Regions from separate parts of the Homo sapiens genome. Here region 1 is linked to region 2. Evidence: chromatin contacts called from ENCODE Hi-C or POLR2A ChIA-PET data. All regions are on one chromosome and are shown on one strand. Each heading gives the region's core, a stretch centred on a gene start or an enhancer-like site at or near the end of the contact. The rest is flanking DNA. Distances are from core to core; before and after follow the strand shown.

Evidence for each region. A loop is a pair of places that touch in the nucleus more often than their neighbours do. ChIA-PET counts read pairs that join two places held with the same protein, here RNA polymerase II (POLR2A). Pooled maps may share reads with other maps.
Region 1: a loop to region 2 is called in a pooled map, with 4 times the contacts of the local background. The contact joins the enhancer-like site here to the promoter of CFAP298-TCP10L in region 2. A Hi-C loop is called at or near these places in 1 of 168 maps with a recorded cell type or tissue (mammary epithelial cell) and 5 of 50 pooled maps. POLR2A ChIA-PET finds 5 or more read pairs at or near these places in 1 of 52 experiments (activated naive CD4-positive, alpha-beta T cell).

What each region holds. Positions count from the first base shown.
Region 1 is chr21:32,240,168-32,243,820 of GRCh38, forward strand. It overlaps a transcript of MIS18A not described here. Among named protein-coding and RNA genes, the nearest start is that of MIS18A, 37 kb to the right of the region's middle. Within about 2 kb of position 1,369, at least 2 of the 41 ENCODE cell types and tissues checked have a DNase peak (open chromatin) inside an H3K27ac peak, as active enhancers do.
Region 2 is chr21:32,610,655-32,613,944 of GRCh38, forward strand. CFAP298-TCP10L (CFAP298-TCP10L readthrough) reads right to left here and starts at 1,723. Exons shown (of 12, transcript NR_146639.2): 1 at 1,451-1,723. It overlaps CFAP298 (cilia and flagella associated protein 298), which reads right to left and starts at 1,723. Exons shown (of 7, transcript NM_021254.4): 1 at 1,451-1,723. The coding sequence starts at 1,589. RefSeq lists enhancers at 1,145-1,194, 1,855-1,964.

The sequences.
Region 1 (3,653 bases), core at 119-2,618, 370 kb before region 2:
CATCAACCAATTACATGATGCATGGACTGAACCTCTGTGTCCCTTAAATTCATACGTTAAAACCTAATCCCCAACATGGTGGTACTGGAATGTCTCTGGACAGGTGATTAGGTCACGAAGGTGAAGCCCTCACGAATGGGATTAGTGTCCTTGTAAGGAGCTAAAGAGAGGAGAGTTGTCCCTTCCGCCACATGAGTACCCAGCAAGAAGATGCCATCTAGGAACCAAGAGCAGCTGCCACCAGATGCCAAACCTACGGGGCCTTGTTCTTGGACTTCCCAGCCTCCAGAACTGTGAGAACTAAATTTCTCACAGTTGTTGTTTATAAGCCACCCAGTTGGTGGTATTTTCTTATAGCAGCCAAAACAAACTAAGACCGTGACCCTGGGCAAAATCAAGGGATACAGCCAGACTTGGTTTCTTCTCCATCTACAGGATGGTGATAATAATAGCACACAAAAATGTTGTCACGATTAAATAAGACTTGGATGTACAATATATGTTGCTACACTTACTTGTATTTATACATGAATGCCCTGGTCTTTGTACACAAACATCTGTGTCTGCAATGGACTGCCACAGACACTGACGCCCAAAAGATGTGGTTTTGGTTTTTTTAAAGTACCTACTCAAGGAAATTAGTCCAGCCTCCCTTCTCAGTGAACTCGTACTGCAGAGCGTATTTGCATCCCTCTCCCTTGGATTCATTTATTTGCAGTTTATTTTTCTAGCAGTCACTACAATCCCCATAATACAGGAAGTCTCATTCATGGCTCATGTCTGGGAGACTTGACAGATGCTGCTTAAATATTTAGAAATTTCTCTTTAAAGAAAGCAGCTGAAACCGAAGCCTGTCAAGCTGTTAAAATGTGGCCCTATTCCTCAAGTTCACATTTAAATGTTAAGATTATATTTGGCTTTCAGCGTTTCTAGAGAGACCGTAGTGATTTTTATATGTATATTTTTTCAGAGTCAACATAGATGGCACTTACTTTTTCATAACTTTCATATACAATGTCATGACTGAAAACTAAACATGTAACTGACTGTTCACTTTCAGTTTAAGTAAATCATTTGGTGTGGTTATTACGAAAGTAGAACTTCAAATTCTTTTCCATCCAAAGAAAACACAATTAAAATCCGAGCAACATTCCAGTGGAGTACTGCTTTATTTGAAGAAGCAAAATGTCTAGCTGACAATAAAAAAAAAAAAAAAAAACTCAAGAAAGCAACAGAGCCAACTGTCAAGGATGTGACCCCAAATGGTAACTTAAGTGTCATCGTTCTTATGATTCTGTCTCAGTGAAGATGGTGTGGCAGGGTGATGGGCTACATCCTATTTCCCTTTCCTTGGAAGGAACATGGAGTTCCTGAGAATTTAGGAAGACTTGGAGCCAGCTACCTCGGCCTTGTTGCCTGTCTGCTAGACCAGACTGTCTGAAGCAGAGATGTAAGAAATTAAACATCAGAGAAGGAACTAGGGCTTCTCAGGCTGGGTTTCTGACATTCTTTCCTCCCCTGGCAGGTGTAATAAAAGACACACATGTCAACCCTTAACAGCTCAGAGGCAAAGCGGTAACATTTCACTATAAAGAGCACAATTATGGAAAACTGCCTTATCGAGCTATTTTCTTGTCCCACAGAAGACTCAAAGAAATTCTTCTGTGTTGCTCTCTTGACAATTTCATACCAGAAAGGATTTTGGGTTTTTTGTTGTTGTTGTTGTTGTTGAGACGGAGTTCGCTCTGTCGCCCAGGCTGGAGTGCAGTGGCGCCATCTCGGCTCACTGCAAGCTCCGCCTCCCGGGTTCACGCCACTCTCCTGCCTCAGCCTCCCGAGTAGCTGGGACTACAGGCGCCCGCCACCACGCCCGGCTATATTTTTGTGTGTTTTTAGTAGAGACGGGGTTTCACTGTGTTAGCCAGGATGGTCTCGATCTCCTGACCTCGTGATCCACCCGCCTCAGCCTCCCAAAGTGCTGGGATTACAGGCGCGAGCCATCGCGCCCGGCCAGAAAGGATTTTTACAGCAGCAAGAAGCAGCCTGAGAGCGATTGAATTTTCCAATATAAACCTGAATCCACATCAGGAGGAGGGATGATAAGGCTCCATGGCCTGTCACTTTCCAAAGATGCCTGGATATGGCCATTTCGGAAGGTGAAAGCCAGTGCCTGTTTCCTCATCATATTCTTCTACTGAGTAAAATAGATAATCTTAGGTATAAATATACATCATTTTTTTCATGGCATTTAATATAATTATTTCATTTTGGTTGGGGAAAAAGGTCATAGCCCATAAGTATATTTTCTTCATCTGAATTAGACTGTACTTAAAAAAAAAAGAAAAAGTTTTTGAGTGCTGGAGCACAGCAAAAATGTCTCTGCTCCCTGTTTGTAAAATGGTCACTCTGTGATTAAAAGCCTCCTTCTAAATGTGACTTCTTGTCTGTATTCTTGAATGTAGACAGTATTTAGCCAGTGAATCATTAGTCATTTTTTTCCCCACAAATATGATTGAGCACCTGCTATGTGGAAGGTCCTGTGCTGGGCTTATCAAAAAGAATGTCCCTATCCCTGCCCTCCAGAAGCTCCCAGTGTTGTGGGACTCTGATGGATGGACAGGGGTAGTGAAGACTCAGACATGGTGGGGCCATGTCGAACTGGTAATGTTTTAAAACACTTCTTTCAGCAAAAGTGTAGCCAGACTCCTAACAAGTGAGTGAACTATTTATCTACCTCCCCAAGACAGTGTGGTACTGGCAGAACAAAAGAGAGCACCTGGAAACAGACCCACACAGACAGAACCAACTGATTCTTGACAAAGGTGAAAAGCGATTCACTGGAAGAAGGATGGCTTTCCAACAAACGGTGTGGACTTATTGGACATCCAGAGGCAAAATAAATAAACTTCAGCAGAAACCTCACACCTTATTAAAAAAAATTCAAAATAGATCACAAACCTAAATGAAAAACGTTAAACGTTTTAGAAGCAAACACAGGAGAAAATCTTTGTAATCTGGGATTAGGCAAAGAGTTCGTAGATATGACACCAAAAAAGATAAAGTTGCTAAATTGGACTTTATCAAAATCAAAAACTTGCTCAGTGAAAAGTTAAGAGAATAAAAAATCAAGCTACAGACTGGGAGATAATATTTTTTAAATACCTAAAAAAAGAGTTGGATCTAGAATATAAAAAGAACTACCAAAGTGCAGCAGTAAGAAAATCAGACAACCCAGTTTTTAAAAAATGGTCAAAACACTAGAATAGGTGTGTTACCAAATGGTATATATATGTGACAAGCATATGAAAAAGATGTTTATCATAGTCATTAGGCAGATGCAAATGAAAATGATCATGAAGCACCACTGTACACCTAAAACCTGACAGTAACAAGTGCCGGTGAGGATGCAGAGAAACTGGAACATCTAAACATTTCTTATAAAGTTAAACACAGACTTACCATATGACCCAGCAATCCTACTCACAGGGGTTTACCCAAGAGAAATGTGAGCCTGTGTCCACTCAAAAATTTGTATGCAGATACTTATTAGAAGTTTTATTCACGACAAGGCCAGGCGCGGTGGCTCACACCTGTAATCCCAGCACTTTGGGAGGCCAAGGCAGGCAGATTACCTGAGGTCAGAAGTTCGAGAC
Region 2 (3,290 bases), core at 473-2,972:
TTAAAAATAACATTTAATATTGAGTTTGTGTTGGAACCTCAATTAAGAAACTACACATAAGTTTCATGAAAAGAACCATGACCCTCAGGAATTTCTCCACGGTGCAAAACTCACATATTCATATAATGTAATCAATACATTTCATAATAAATCACATATTCATGCAATTTAATAAATCACATAAATGAATATACTATTTATTGCAAATAGTTACGTTTGTATATTCTATATATACACGATAGTTATATAAACAGTAATATCCTAGACCACATCAGGAAGTATCATCCCGTCAAGTTCAAAAACTATGCTGTCTAATGCGGCAGCTACTCGCTCCACTTGGCGATTTAAATTTATTTAAATTAAAATGACCCAGACGCGATGGATCACACTTGTAATCCTAGCACTTTGGGAGGCGGAGGCAGGCGGATCACCTGAGGTCAGGCGTTCGAGACCAGCCTGGCCAACATGATGAAACCCCGTGTCCACTAAAGATACAAATATTAGCTGGGCGTGGTGGTGGGCGCCTGTAATCTCAGATACTTGGGAGGCTGAGGCAGGAGAATAGCTTGAACCCGGGAGGCGAAGGTTGCAGTGAGCAGAGATCGCGCCACTGCACTCCAGCCTGGGCAACAGTAAGACCCTGTCTCTCACACACACACATACCATATATATATATATATATATAATTTATTTATATTTATATATACATATATATAATTTATTTATATTCATATATACTATATATATGGTATTTATTTATATTTATATATATTTAATTAATTAAAATGCAAATGTAAAATTCGGTTGCCTGGCCGCACTAGCCACATTCCAAATGCTCTACGGCCACAAGTGGCCGGCAGCTGCCCAATGGACAGCACAGATGGGGGCCCTTCCACCGCCGGAAAGTTCTGCGGCAAAGCGGGTGCCCTGGAACCTGCGCGGGGTAGGGAGACGGCGCCGCAACGCAACAGGCCGTTTCCAGGGCGGGGAAAGATCACCAAGGCTTCCTCAACTGTAAGGGGCCGTCCCAAAGCCAGGTGGCTCGCTGCTTTACATTGGGCGACTAAAAATAGTAAATTCAGCTTTTAAAAGCCCACCTAGTTCTCATCTCACCCCTCACACGTGATTAATTGCACTAAGTCTGCTGTTCAGCCCGGCCTTTCGGCTCCCTCCTCCCTCCCCAGCCCATTTCCACTTATTCGCAGCACCCCAAATCCTGGCTCCGAGAGGCACCTGGGCCCACCTCCCAGCCCGGGGTGTCAGACAGGCCGGATCTTCTCCGGTTCCTTATTCATCTCCGGTTAACCCTAGTGTCCCGTTTCAACCCCGGCTGCTGCAAATCTCTTCAATAATCTTCACAAACCTGACCCCTCGGCCCACCCTGCCCCTCTTTCTCCATCCCACGCCGGTCTCTCGATCTGTCCGGGATGGGCCCACCCGCGAGCCGCACCTGAGCAGAGGCGCTGCACCTTGAGCCGCCCATTATAGACCCGGGCCACCTGCACCGTGAGCTCCTCCAGCTCGGTACTCCCAGGCGCCTGCAGCAGGAACTGGCTCTCGTCGCCCCGCTTCACGTGCAGCAGAACCATGGCGGTCCCGCCGAGGTACTGAGGCGTTGAGAAGGCCCCGGCTGCGTGGCCCGCGGGTCCTGCCGGCCGAGGGTCGCCGGATCGCCAGCAGCTGCGACGCACTAACAGCCGCTCACAGTCCGGAATCCCACGCTCCCTAGCCCGCGGTGAGCGGGGGAAACGGCACTCGCTCCCGGAAGTGGATGTTGCCAAGAGCAACAGTGAAGCAGAGTTAAAGAGCCGCCAGCTCAAGCTCAGAACCCGAGTGGGGGAGGCTGGGGTGCACCGAGGCCCAGCAATCCAAGCCCGTACGGAGCTGCGGCCGGGGAAACCACCCACACAGTCTGAGAGGACAGCTGATTCTGAGCGGACCGACGGAAGGAGATTCGCAGAGCCCCTTCCCGGAAGTGACTGTTGTCGCGGCAACTGCCAAAACACAGACCAAGTCGCTGAAGGGGAGGGCGGACCTCCCAATCGACTGGTCTGGGGCCCGAGATTTCCACTCAGGGAGATACGTGGGCTGAGATGGGAGTTACTAGATGGGGAACGGGAAATACGGCGGGAACCACAATCGCGCAGTTCCGCAGCTGCCGCCCCACAACCGCTCCACATTCCAGCGTCCCTTCCGCCGCTTTCAGTCTCCACTTCCGGCAACGTTTCCACGCTGTTTCCGGCCTGGGAAAGTTCGGCGGCAGCGACCCAGAACTGAGTCTTGCTGTTCGCTGCTGTTTGCGCGGGTCAGCTTTTCAGGACGGAGGGGCCAGGGCGAGTGTCCGCACTTCTTCGTTCAGGTTGATTTGGATGGCGTTGCTGGGGTAGCTCCAGCGGCCCCTGCCAGAGCGACCCTCCCAGAAATATCCAGCCATCCTCCAGCGGACTCTTGCTGAAGGCAGTCGGCGTCAGTCGCTGTTTATTCCGGGCCCCACAGATCCAGAGTCACTGCTCTCATGGAGCTTATATTTTAGTGTGACAAAAAGAAAACAAAAATAAATGGACAGGCCAGGAGCGGTGGCTCACGCGTGTAATCCCAACACTTAGGGAGGCCGAGGAGGGCGGATCACCTGAGGTCAGGAGTTCGAAAGCAGCCTGGCCAACATGGTGAAACCCCTTCTCTACTAAAAATACAAAAATTAGCCGAACGTAGTGGCGCGTGCCAGTAATTCCAGCTACTAGGGAGCCTGAGGTGGGAGAATTGCTTGAACCCGGGAGGCGGAGGTTGCAGTGAGCCTAGATCGCGCCACTACCCTCCAGCCTTGGCGACAGAGTGAGACTGTGTCTCAAAAATAATAAATAAACAAACGGACAACACAAATTCAAATACAGATCTAAAGAAAACTAAACAGGTTGATGGACTTCTTATGTTTGATGGTCAGGGAATGTACACCTTCTGCGATATTGGGAGTAATATTATCGTCTCCCGCCCTGAATATTTAGAAAAATATCACAGTGGGGTGTACACCCCTGCGATATTGAGAGTAATGTCATCCTCTCCACCCAGGAAATTACTAACAAGGTCACGGAGGGGTGTACTCCCCCTGTGATATTGGGAGTAATGTTTTCCTCCCCAAACCTGGATGTTAGCAACAAGATAACAGAGGGGGTGTACACACCCTGCGATATTGGAAGTAATATGATCCTCTCCCCCCCGGATACTGGGAAAAATATCACAGCGCGGGTATACATTTCCTTCGCTGTTGGGAGTAATATCATTCTTTTCCTCTC